Regions from separate parts of the Homo sapiens genome. Here region 2 is linked to region 1. A link is an interaction called in ENCODE POLR2A ChIA-PET data of the cell type or tissue named here. Cell type or tissue: PC-9. All regions are shown on one strand. Links, peaks and the distances in the headings refer to the core of each region. The heading gives the core; the rest is flanking DNA.

Region 1 (5,373 bases), core at 128-5,127:
AGGCTCCTGCGTCCCCGTCCAATTAGCCAAGCATTTAGGGCCAGGCTCCTAGCTGTCCTCCAGGGAGCCTCAGCCTGCTGAGTTTTGACTCTGCAAGCTTAGTTAATGTTTTCACAGCTCAGAGGGCGGGGCCAGCAATAGGCACCCTGGACTGCCACCGCTGCTGTTGCTGCTGTTGAATGCGTATGTGAGAGAGTGTGTGTGTATGTGTATGTGAGTGTGTGAATGTATGTACAGGATAGAGGGAGGAAGAGTCTCAGAGACAGAATTTACCAAAGACTTAAATCTATAAATAATTCGGGTCATGAAGCTCTACAAAAATAATCTTCAGCTTGAATCTTCTCTCGCAGCACCAAATGCTCAACTCCAGATACACTCTCATTAACTCACTCCCAGGGTCAGCCTCAGCAGCACCAGGCCCTCTCCACCTTTCACCTCCTTAAAGGTCTGAACACACACACACACACAATATACACACACCACACTTATACACACACCACACTTATACACACATACTGCATACACACACCACATACAGTGCCTATACACCATACTCATACAACAGACTTACACACACCATACATACATACACCACATACAACACATACCATACTCATACACACTCACAACACATATACACCACATTCATACACACAACAGACTCATACACACATACCACATATACACACACCACATCCATGTACATACAACACATACACACCACACTCATGCACACAACAGATTTACACACACCACACACATACATATCACACATCCAACACACATCATATACATACAACAGACTCATACACACACAACACATACACATCATACACATACACACAACAGACTCATACACACACCACATATGTACACACACCACACATGCCACACACATACACATTCACATGCCACATATATGTTAATAGACCACAAAAGCATAGGGTCCTTAGGTGAACAGAGGTAGAAGCGAGTGATAAAGGCCTCTTCTGAAGTGAATTTGAGGACGCCAGATGCTGAGACCTGCTGAGAGTGATGTTGAGCGCTCAATAACTCTGTGTCAAAAGTCTCATCCTCTCCAAATGCTTAGGTCTGAGAGACCAAGTTTCTAAGAAATCTGAGCTCAGGCATAACAAGAACAGCTTTATATTTATATTACACTGTACGTTTTCCAAAGAACCCACATTTCCACTCCTGCATTTTGGCTTAGGCCTCACCTCCTCCAGGAAGTACCCCCTCAGGGCCTCCTTCAGGCCAGGTGAGATGCTGCTCCGCCCCCCGTGCTGGTCTCCCTGGGACCCCCATGCAAACCTCTTCTCACAAGGGGTGACCCCTGTGTTCATGAAGACCAGACAAATTGTCCATTTCCCCATCACCGGGCTTCCTGAGGGGATCCTTATCCTTTATCACGTATCTGCAGCTCCTAACGCAGGCCTAGCTCATGGTAGGCACATAATAAATCAATATTGGACAGTACTGACATTCATAGCTAATAACTCATTTTACATTCACAATATCTTTTTTGAGCTAAGGACCATTATGTCCCACCATTATGGGACAGCTACAGAAACTATTACATAAACAAGTGAAATGACTTGCCTGAAGTCACACAGCCAATGAAAGAAAACCTTGGGATTAAATCCCAGCCCTGCAGACATGATCCAGTGCTTCCTTCTGTGTGGTGATGCCTTTCAAACCAATCTCTTTGCTACTAAGAAACCCAAGAAGAAGATTCCCAATTCTGCTCTTCCACAGCTCTTGCAGAAAACCTATATATACTATTACTGCTACTGCTACTACTACTAATAATAATGTGATATTAGAGTACCAAAGGGCTCCATAAATTAGGGCTAACTAGAGAAGAAATCGAAGCACAAGAAAAGGAGTTTAGAGGGGGCTGCAGGTAAGCGAGTTAATTGGATATGCTGATTGGAATTGGATATTCAAGAAAAGAAGCTGACATTAATTTCTGTCCAGATATAGCTGTGATTTAAAGGAAAGGTACTAATGGGGTTACTATTTCATTCTCATTTCAACTGGAGGACTGGACGCTAAATCTCTGCTGGATTTTACCTCACACGCTCCTGCCCCAAAGCCAGCCCTGATAAACTGAGTTTTATCCCCCAGGTAAGGCCCCCAAAAATTAGGTTCTGAGTTTACTGTTGTCCCCAGGAAATAGGAGATTGTCCCACTTTGAACTTGGGATCCTAAAGGGGGAAGAGTGGATGAGGGGGAAATTTGGACTTTTAGATGACCCATCTACTCTGCTCAGCAGCAAGGGCAGCTATGTTTGCCCATTATTAGCCCCCTCTTCAGAGAATTCAGGCTCTAGCTGGGAATCTCAGTTACGCCACTCTCCAGCTGTGTGATCTTGAGAGAGTTGCCTAACTCTCCTGTGCCTCTGAGTTTTTATCTATAAAATGGGATTTAAAATAGTATTTACCTCAGGAATGCTTGGAAGTGTTAAATGAGTTCATTTTTGTTAAGTACTGTGACAGCACGTAGCACTGTGGTAGCTATTATTAAATTCTTTAGGTGAACAGAACCTTTCAGAATCCAAGTCTATCCTACTGCCTTCAGGCAGGGCCACATTTAACCATGAAAAAAAGGGGTTATCCTGGGTTTAAAACCCTCCTGAGAAGGAGATTACAGTCTCCTATAGTCACCCATTCTATAGTAAAGTCTTTGGTTCTTACTAGAGCTAGACTAAATGTCCTCATGTCAGAGTTTAGGCTGGGCATAGTAGCTCACACCTGTAATCCTAGCACTTCGTGGGGCTGAGGTGGGAGGATCACTGGAGCTCAAGAGTTTGAGACCAGCCTGGGCAACATAATGAGACCCTGTCTCTAAAAAAAAAATTAAAAAGTAGCCAGTTGTGGTGGTGCACACCTGTAGTCCCAGCTACTTGGGTGGCTGAGTAGGAGGATCGCTTGATCTTGGGAGCTCAAGGCTGCAGTGAGCTGTGATTGCGCCACTGCACTTGGCCTGGGTGGCACAGAGTGAGACCCTGTCTTAAAATAAATAAGTAGTTTAGGCACATTTTGTCTTTTGCTGGTCTCAGTAAAGACTGTCACTCTCTTCTGTTCCTTGTGCTATCTGGCTGCTGAGCCTTGTCCAAGCAAAATAGCCCCAGTAGCTTCTGCATTTCCACCGAGGTCAAGCCTTCCCAGAAGAAGAAGATCCCAAATAGAAAAACACACTCCAGTGACTCATTCCACCTGTCCCTGTCACCTCCCTCCTTTGCCCCATCTCCAGTATCCTCCGCTGCCTGGTTGGATTTTGGGACCTGTGCATCTTGGTGTTGCACCGCATGCAAGGGCTGGTTCAGTTTATTGCTGTCACTTTGTGGGACACCATAGAATAAACTCAATTGGTTGGCTATTAAAATCCCACTCTTGTTTTGGGACTCCTTGACACTCCCCTCACCACTGGCCATCCTGTTTCTGGCAAAGACAGAGGACAGCTTTGAAACCCAAAATTTCCTATCCAAGACAGAGACATGAGAAAAATCACAGACTTAAACTACATTAGCAGCCTTCTTCCTAGTCACTTCCAAGGCATTCTCCCCCTCAGCCATGTGCTTTCCTCTGGACCCCACCAGCTGGGGCTGGTTTGAACCCCAGTTCCACCATGGATTGGAAGTTTTGAATGGAAGAGTTTAGACAAGATTAGCTCCAGTAATTTTTATAAGTCTATGATTCTCCTGTGATAGGCACCAAGCAGATTGCTTCTTCCAGTTATTCAGAGAGGAACACTAAGGCTCAGAGAGGTAACTCACCTAAAAGTGTGCCATTAGGCAGAAATCAAGCCCCAGGGAAGAACAGAGTCAGAATGGAAACCCAGGAGGCCTGAGGCCCAGACTTAAACCCTGCACTCATTGGTGTGTTGCCTTAAGGGAGCAAAGGGGATCAAGGGAGGGGAAAGACCTCTGCTGCCCAGGGGATCTGCTGCCTTCTCTCTGCCAGCCCCTGCCCCACCTTTTTCTCCTTGACCTGGCCTCCTGGCCCCTACTCTCCATCTTCTCTGACCCCCTATACGTATCTTGAAAGGTGACTCCATCTTGGGGCAGATAGCATGGATCGGGGGTGAGTGGGGGGAGTCACAGACTTCTTGGCCAATACCACATTTCTCTCCGGGATTTAGACTGAATGAAATAGGATAGCTTAGTTCGGGTTCAGTACCAACAACATTTTCTGTTCTGGTTTGGTTTTACCTCTGACATTTGAGACTTATGTAGGTTTGATTCTGGCTTCAACTGGCTTATTAAAAGATTGGGGTTGCAGACAGGGAAAAAGAAAAACCTTCAGATTAGGTCTCTGATTCAGTAAAATATTAATGGTTGGGATTGGTCCTGACCGAATGCAGCAGACAATGTGATGATAAGTTGTCTTTGGTTCAACTCCAGCTCTAATCTTGCCACGGGTACCATCTGGTCCCAGGGACCACAGAGGAAGGGCCCTCACCATGGCATTCATTCTCTCTTCTGACTTGGTGTGCAGGCCTTGCTGAATCCACGCAAGTGCCCAGGCTCTGGGAGAGGGTAGAGGCCAACATGTAGGAAAAGGCAGATGAAGAATATTAAAGTGCCATTAGCATGAAAACAGCGGACTATTCCAGCCAGCAGAGGGTTAACTGGCCTTCTGGGGCAGGAGATCCCAGACCAGGCTTGAGGGAGGGGCCTGGCTCTGCAGCTCCTGGGACCCAGCCCTGCAGCTGCTGGGACGCAGCCAGCACCTTGAGGAGGCTTAAATCTCCCTGGAGAGGAGTAGCTGTCACAGGGAAGGTGGGAGAAGCACTGGGACACTTTCCCTTCAGAGGAGGGGCACAGTTCAGACTCAGGCAAGAAGCAGGGCCTGAAATCCCCATTTTATGGAGACAGAAAACTGAGACCAGGCCAACCAGAAGTCATGGCAATCACATCTGCCCTCTACCTCTTGCAATAGCCCAAGAACTTTTGTGACTAAAAGCTATGATATTTCTGTAAGAATCTTATGGAAATTTGGGTCTGTCTATCTAAGGGAGAATGCTGCTTTGAATGTCAAGGAGAACCATTTTAACTGTGGGGCATTTTCCCACACAGAGACTCTTATTCTTCCTTCTGCTTGAATCTCATCATCAGAATTGCTCCAGGTTACAGGCTGGTGGTCTCAGCCGTGTAACACCATTGCTGACTCTTAGAATCCCCTTGACCCTGTGAAAATGAAACAAATGGGCTTCTAACAACATTTCTGGAAGGAGGGGCTTTACTGATAGATGACAAGGCAACAGCCTTGAACAGCAGGAAGCCCATTCACTAGGGAGAAAGAGGGCAAGAGCGGAGCATAGGGGAAAGTCCCACAAGGGGAGTGATGAGGCACAGGAATGGGTGAGAAG
Region 2 (5,373 bases), core at 294-5,293, 74 kb before region 1:
CCTGGACTACCTCTAAGGTCGGTGTTAGACAGAGCGATGCTCAGAATGCTTGCACGTACAGCTGCACAAGGGATATGAAGACAGGTCCTTCAGTAGCATTCCACCCACGGGGAAAAGATGGGGCCTCAGACTCTCACATTTAGACAATTTTATTCTCACAGAAATCTTAAACCAAAAGGAGCCTTCTGAGATCATTGGGACCAATCCCCTGCCTCTAGGTAAACTGATTCCTAGGCAGCTTCCAGGAAAATTCAATATCAGAAAATTTCAGAATCTCCTTGGCAGGATGCTCTGCAGATCCTCTCTAGGCAGAATGTCCCCCTTAATATCTAACTTTAATCCCTTCTGCTGTAGCTCTAACTCTTTGGGAAGAAGGAGCTTTCTGTGCATAGACTAAATCTGACCTGTCCGTGGGGTTGTGGCAGAGGACACCATAGCCCCCAAGTTACAGCATAGGTGACGGTCCTGAGTGTGACATTTGCCTGGGCCTGCCTGGGCCTAGAAGAGGACAGAAGCAATCATTCTCCCCAAGGGGGAAAGGAGCCATTCGGACATGTGTCTTTCTTTCATTCTGCCCCTTAATCCGCCCCTCTTTGAATCTGCCCTGAGCACCACCTCGTTGTCCAGGCCCAATGCCACACTCACTTCTGCGTATCATGGGGCTATTATCAAAGGCATCCACTTTCCCGAAAACAGGACAGCCTGAAGGCAAAACGTAACTAACTCCCAGGACCCTTCCACCTACAATGGAGGAAGCGCCTGCCTTTTTGTCATGAGGTCTGGGTTCTGACTGCAGCCTGTTTCTGACTCACTTTGAGTCGCCCTGGTCAATTTGTTTCCTTTCTGTGGGCTGTGGTGTCTTTCATATTAAAAAAAAAAAAAAACAGTGGGTTGGAATAATCTTATAATCTCCCTCAGCATTCTCCTGCTTTAAAGGCACTACTCATTAGAAGGAAGAGCTGAAGGAGAAGACGGACTCCTCTCCATCATGGGAAAGGAAGGAGGCTAAGTGACTTCCAGGAACAGCTGCTAACTTCCCTGATTTCACAGCCCTCATTTTCATGCTCATCTTTTCCCTACCACCGTCTGGCTCCTCAGAGTGTGTGAGCTCCCTAGTAGGTGCAGTAGTAATAGTAGGCACCCTTTGCTGTTATTGTTATGAAAACTGTCAGCTCCAGGATGGTGCTGGAGGTGACGATGATGTTGATGACAGGGTTGTTAGGAATGGAGTTAGTGGCAAGTGGAGCTACAGATGGGCCCACGGGTATGAGAGCTACTAACAGGAACTTTGACTCAATTTGGCAAAATCGTATTTCAAATCTAAATTCTCTTTCCACCAGCTCCTTTTGCTATAAGGGAAAGCCAAGTGGAAACGTAGAGGCATGTGCACCCAGATCTCCTGAAAAGGGCAATAGGAGAGGGTAGCAGGGAGGAGACAATCCTCTACTGAGCTGAACTGGAAACGCCTGATTGTCATTTCTTCCCTGCTTTGCCACTGACGCCCGCAGCAGCTGATCAGGAAGGTATCAGATGCCTTCACTAGCTGTCACTAACACCTGCCTCCTGAATCCTGATCGGGGAGATGGTGTCATCGGGCCCTCCACATAAAATATTTAGTGGCACTTGCTTCCCAAAGAGGCAAGCGTGGCCTCTCCTTGGCATCAGGAACGCTCCGAGTTACATGTGCTGGGAGACTCTCTTGTTCAGGCGAGAGTCCTGGAGCAGCATACCTGGTTTGAGACTTGGAGTAGGAGAGAGGGAAACTGGTAGAACAGAGACTAGGCAAGTTTTGGCTCTTGAGAATGCATGTGACAAGTGACTTCATGCACTAAACAGAGAGGGATGTGACAGAAAGAAGAAAGCATCATTATTAAGAGAAAACTCCTGAGGTTGACACTAGCAGAAAATTGGGGATAGGAGGAAGTCACACTGGGTATGCAAAGTCAAATGCATGTTTGTTTACCAGTGTCTACCAAACTGAGGATGGGAAATTCATTCTAAGACAGATGATGGGATGGATGGAGGTGAGGAGCTGGAAATAATGACAAATAAATTGCTAATAACAAAGGCTAATGTATCTTAAACACTTAAGATGGCCATGAACTGTTCTAAGTGCTTTTATATGTATTAACTGATTTCATTGTAATAATCCTATGACGTAGCTACTAGTACTAAACCTATTTTATATAGATAGTTAGATAACATCATAGAATGGCTAAGTACCTTGACCAAGTGTACACAGCTATAGGCTCCATTTGCGTCCAGGCACCTAAGTTCAGAGCTCATGCATTTAATTGTTATATCGCACTGCCTCTCACCAGAGGCACAAAGGTGGGCTCCATCCTCCCTTACTCAGAATGTGGATAGGAGTCCTGATCTTTGCCCACTGGGCTCTGCTTGGAACAGCCACTTAGTCACATCAATTTGGCATAGAAAGATGAAGGCTCTCAACGTGCCCTTGAAGTCAGCTGTCTTCATGAAGGCCACACTCCCAAGGTGGGGTGCAAACCTCCCCTCACTGCAGGAGACTGTGCCTCCTCTTGACTCCAGTGTCCAATGACAGCTGCTCCCAGGCGGGCAGTCCCTGAGTCCTGTGAGATGAATTCACTTGGCTGGTTATCAGGAGTGGCCTGTCCCAAAGCAAATGCTGCATGAGGGTGAGAGGAAAACAGCCCAGCTGGAGTGGTCTGTTTAGAACTACTGGCCTGAAAAAAAAAAAAAAAAAAAAAAAAAACAGAAAAAGAAAAAAGCTCCTGACCTAATCAGCCTCTCCAGGTTGGAGCAAAAAACCTCAGCTGCTATTGGAATCACAGACTCCAGGAACTGAAGGAACTAAGCTTCGAGGTAGCATTTTATCTGAAAAAGGAAATCTTATAGGTTGACTAATTCAAATACCTTTTGTTTTAAGATCAAGAAATAGGCTCATGGAAATGCCAGACTGGTCTAAAGTGAGTGACACTATAATTCATGAGTCACACAGGCAGAATGTGAACCCAGGGTTCCTGAGTCTCCCACCTTTCTTCCTGCCCTGTGACCTCATGCCTTCTAGACATCAGGACGTTTCTCATTCTCAGTCTAACTCTCAGGATCCTGTGTTTCCACCAGCCTTCCTGCAGTCTGCGGAGAGGCTATATTGGGACTTGTGCAGTAGTATGACAAAGAAGATCACCTTGGATCTATTTCTTTCCCCTTGCCACATGCTTCCCAGACTGAGCTCTGTCACTGGGTCGGGGAGGCCTAGGGATCAAAGGCACACCCACAGTGTTCATCTCATTGTGGGTGGGAAAGGAAGAATATAAGCAAAAAGAGAAGTCAAGAGCTGTGGCAGGATTTCAGAAGTGCCATCTCCTGTGGAGTCTTCAAAGACAATAACAGGCCAGGTGCAGTGGCTCACGCCTGTAATCCCAGCACTTTGGGAGGCCAAGGCAGGTGGATCACGAGGTCAGGAGATTGAGAGCAGTGTGACCAACATGGTGAAACCCTGTCTTTACTAAAAATACAAAAAAAAAAAAAAAATTAGGCGGGTGTGGTGGCACGTGCCTGTAGTCCCATCTACTGTGGAGGCTGAGGCAGCAGAATCGCTTGAACCAGGGAGGCGGAGGTCTCAATGAGCTGAGATCATACCACTGCACTCCAGCCTGGGCGACAGAGCAAGACTCTGTCTCAATAATAATAATAATAACAAAAACTAACATAAGTTAAGTGCTCACTGTGTGCCTGCAACCATGCTAAGAGGTTGGTCTCTATATTGTCTCATTTACTGTCATGACAACTTGAAAGGTACATACTGTAGTTATTCCCATTCTACCAGAAAGGGACATGAGACTTGACTTGCCTCAAATCCCAAATTTGTTCCCAGATTCTGTCTAACAACAACAAAAGCCACTCACTATTCAAACTGTGTCTTGGGAGGATACCAAGCAGGGAGGTGAGGTGGCTGATCTTAACCGCATACTAAGTCCTTCCATGTTATCTCTGCTACCAGAACCCCCTTCCTCCCCTCGCGGCTCCTCAAGGAGGAACCACTCTCCACCTGGAACCCAAGGAGATTTTCTTCCCAGCGACAGGGGCAGAGAATGGCCTCTTGCAATTCCCCATCCAGCTGGAGAATTTAAGGATTCTGTTATTTCCTTTCCACAGCTCCTCTTCAGGAATTCACGTCCTGCTACCGGCCTCAGGACATAGCTAAAAATAACCTCTGGTTTCCAAACTGAAAGCCCTGTCTGTTGGGAGGCTTTGCCGGTGTGCGCCTGGGGCCGGAAGGGCTGTGTCGGAGTAGCTGAGGTCAGCCTGAGTCTCATGCCGGTGTTGCCTTCCTCTTTCCAAGGAAGCCCAGGGCCTCATGAGTCACCCCGAACACCCTGGGGGAGTCGGGTTGGAGGAGGGAGTTAGGTGGGACCTACTGTGGCACCACGGTGGCTGCCAGGCCGAGGATGCAGAACTGAACAAGAGGAAGGGTCGTTCCTAAAGAAACTCTAGGGGATTCTCTAAGTGGTGTCTGTTCTAATTATAACCCAATCCAGCCAGAATGGGGAGTTGAGGGAGAAAGGCCTCTCCTAAGCTGCCTTGGAGCAAACTCTCCATCCTTCGGGTGTTTCCATCCCTGCCACCTTATGTGCCCAGAGTTCTGTCTGGACTTGCCTGAGAAGGTTGCTGGATGATCTTCCAGCTGAGAAAAGCTTTCTCTGCCGGACAGCTCGCTGCCTTCTCCTGGTGCCGCAGTCACTTCCCACTGTCCCTCTCCATAAGTCAGGACAGTACCATGATAGTGATGGAACAGGCCCTGCTCTCTGACCTCCAGGTCCTGCTCTCTGACCTCCAGGCTCTGCTCTCTGACTTCCTGCCCCTGGCCCAGACTGCCCCTGGCTACAGGCTGTCCTCAGGAGCCCCACCTTGCCCCTCTGGGCAGCTTCCTTGGAACAGGGAAGAATAAGCACCAAGGCTCTGGAAGTGGAGGAGCCTTAAAGCCTGGGAGTCAGGAGGCAGGGGGAAGAGTAAAGGAGTCAGGGCTAGAGACTGGGCTTCGAGCATGGCCCACTGAGGCCCGCTGGTGATTTCATGGATGCTGAAACAGTCAGGAGGCCCCAGCAGTGCCTGAAATGAGACTGAATCTCACCTCACCACCCTTTGCTGCTCCCCACATTCTCCCAAATCTGGTACCCCTGCCCCAGGTGGCTGAAGCTGGACTCAGCCAGCCAGTAACCCCTAGCAAGGAGACTGGTTCTCTGTGTGTCCTGGCTTCCCATGTGCTCTGCCTGCAGAGAGGCAGAGGTTGAAGCAATTTCCCGAGGACCTGGCTACCTGGCAGCAGCTGGGCGTCCACCTTGAGAAGGATGGGGGAATCTCAAGAGATCTGCCTGTCTCCCGAGGGCT

The links. ChIA-PET counts read pairs that join two places held together with the same protein. Peaks named below come from ENCODE experiments on the same cell type or tissue, not always from the same donor. Only the 100,000 strongest peaks of a DNase experiment are listed, where the experiment ranks them.
Region 2: POLR2A ChIA-PET joins it to region 1 with 20 read pairs; 5 of 35 experiments call an interaction of 5 or more read pairs at or near these places.

The regions. Positions count from the first base shown.
Region 1 is chr1:208,144,681-208,150,053 of GRCh38, reverse strand. The region is part of intron 3 of PLXNA2 (plexin A2); the gene reads left to right. Among named protein-coding and RNA genes, the nearest start is that of PLXNA2, 97 kb to the left of the region's middle. In PC-9, for the core only: no CTCF peak of the experiment used is centred there; no DNase peak of the experiment used is centred there.
Region 2 is chr1:208,218,743-208,224,115 of GRCh38, reverse strand. The region is part of intron 1 of PLXNA2 (plexin A2); the gene reads left to right. The region is part of intron 3 of LOC105372884 (a long non-coding RNA gene); the gene reads right to left. Among named protein-coding and RNA genes, the nearest start is that of PLXNA2, 23 kb to the left of the region's middle. RefSeq lists an enhancer at 4,158-4,452. In PC-9, for the core only: no CTCF peak of the experiment used is centred there; DNase peaks (open chromatin) are centred at 2,935 and 4,275; H3K4me3 peaks cover 494 bases; H3K27ac peaks cover 3,880 bases.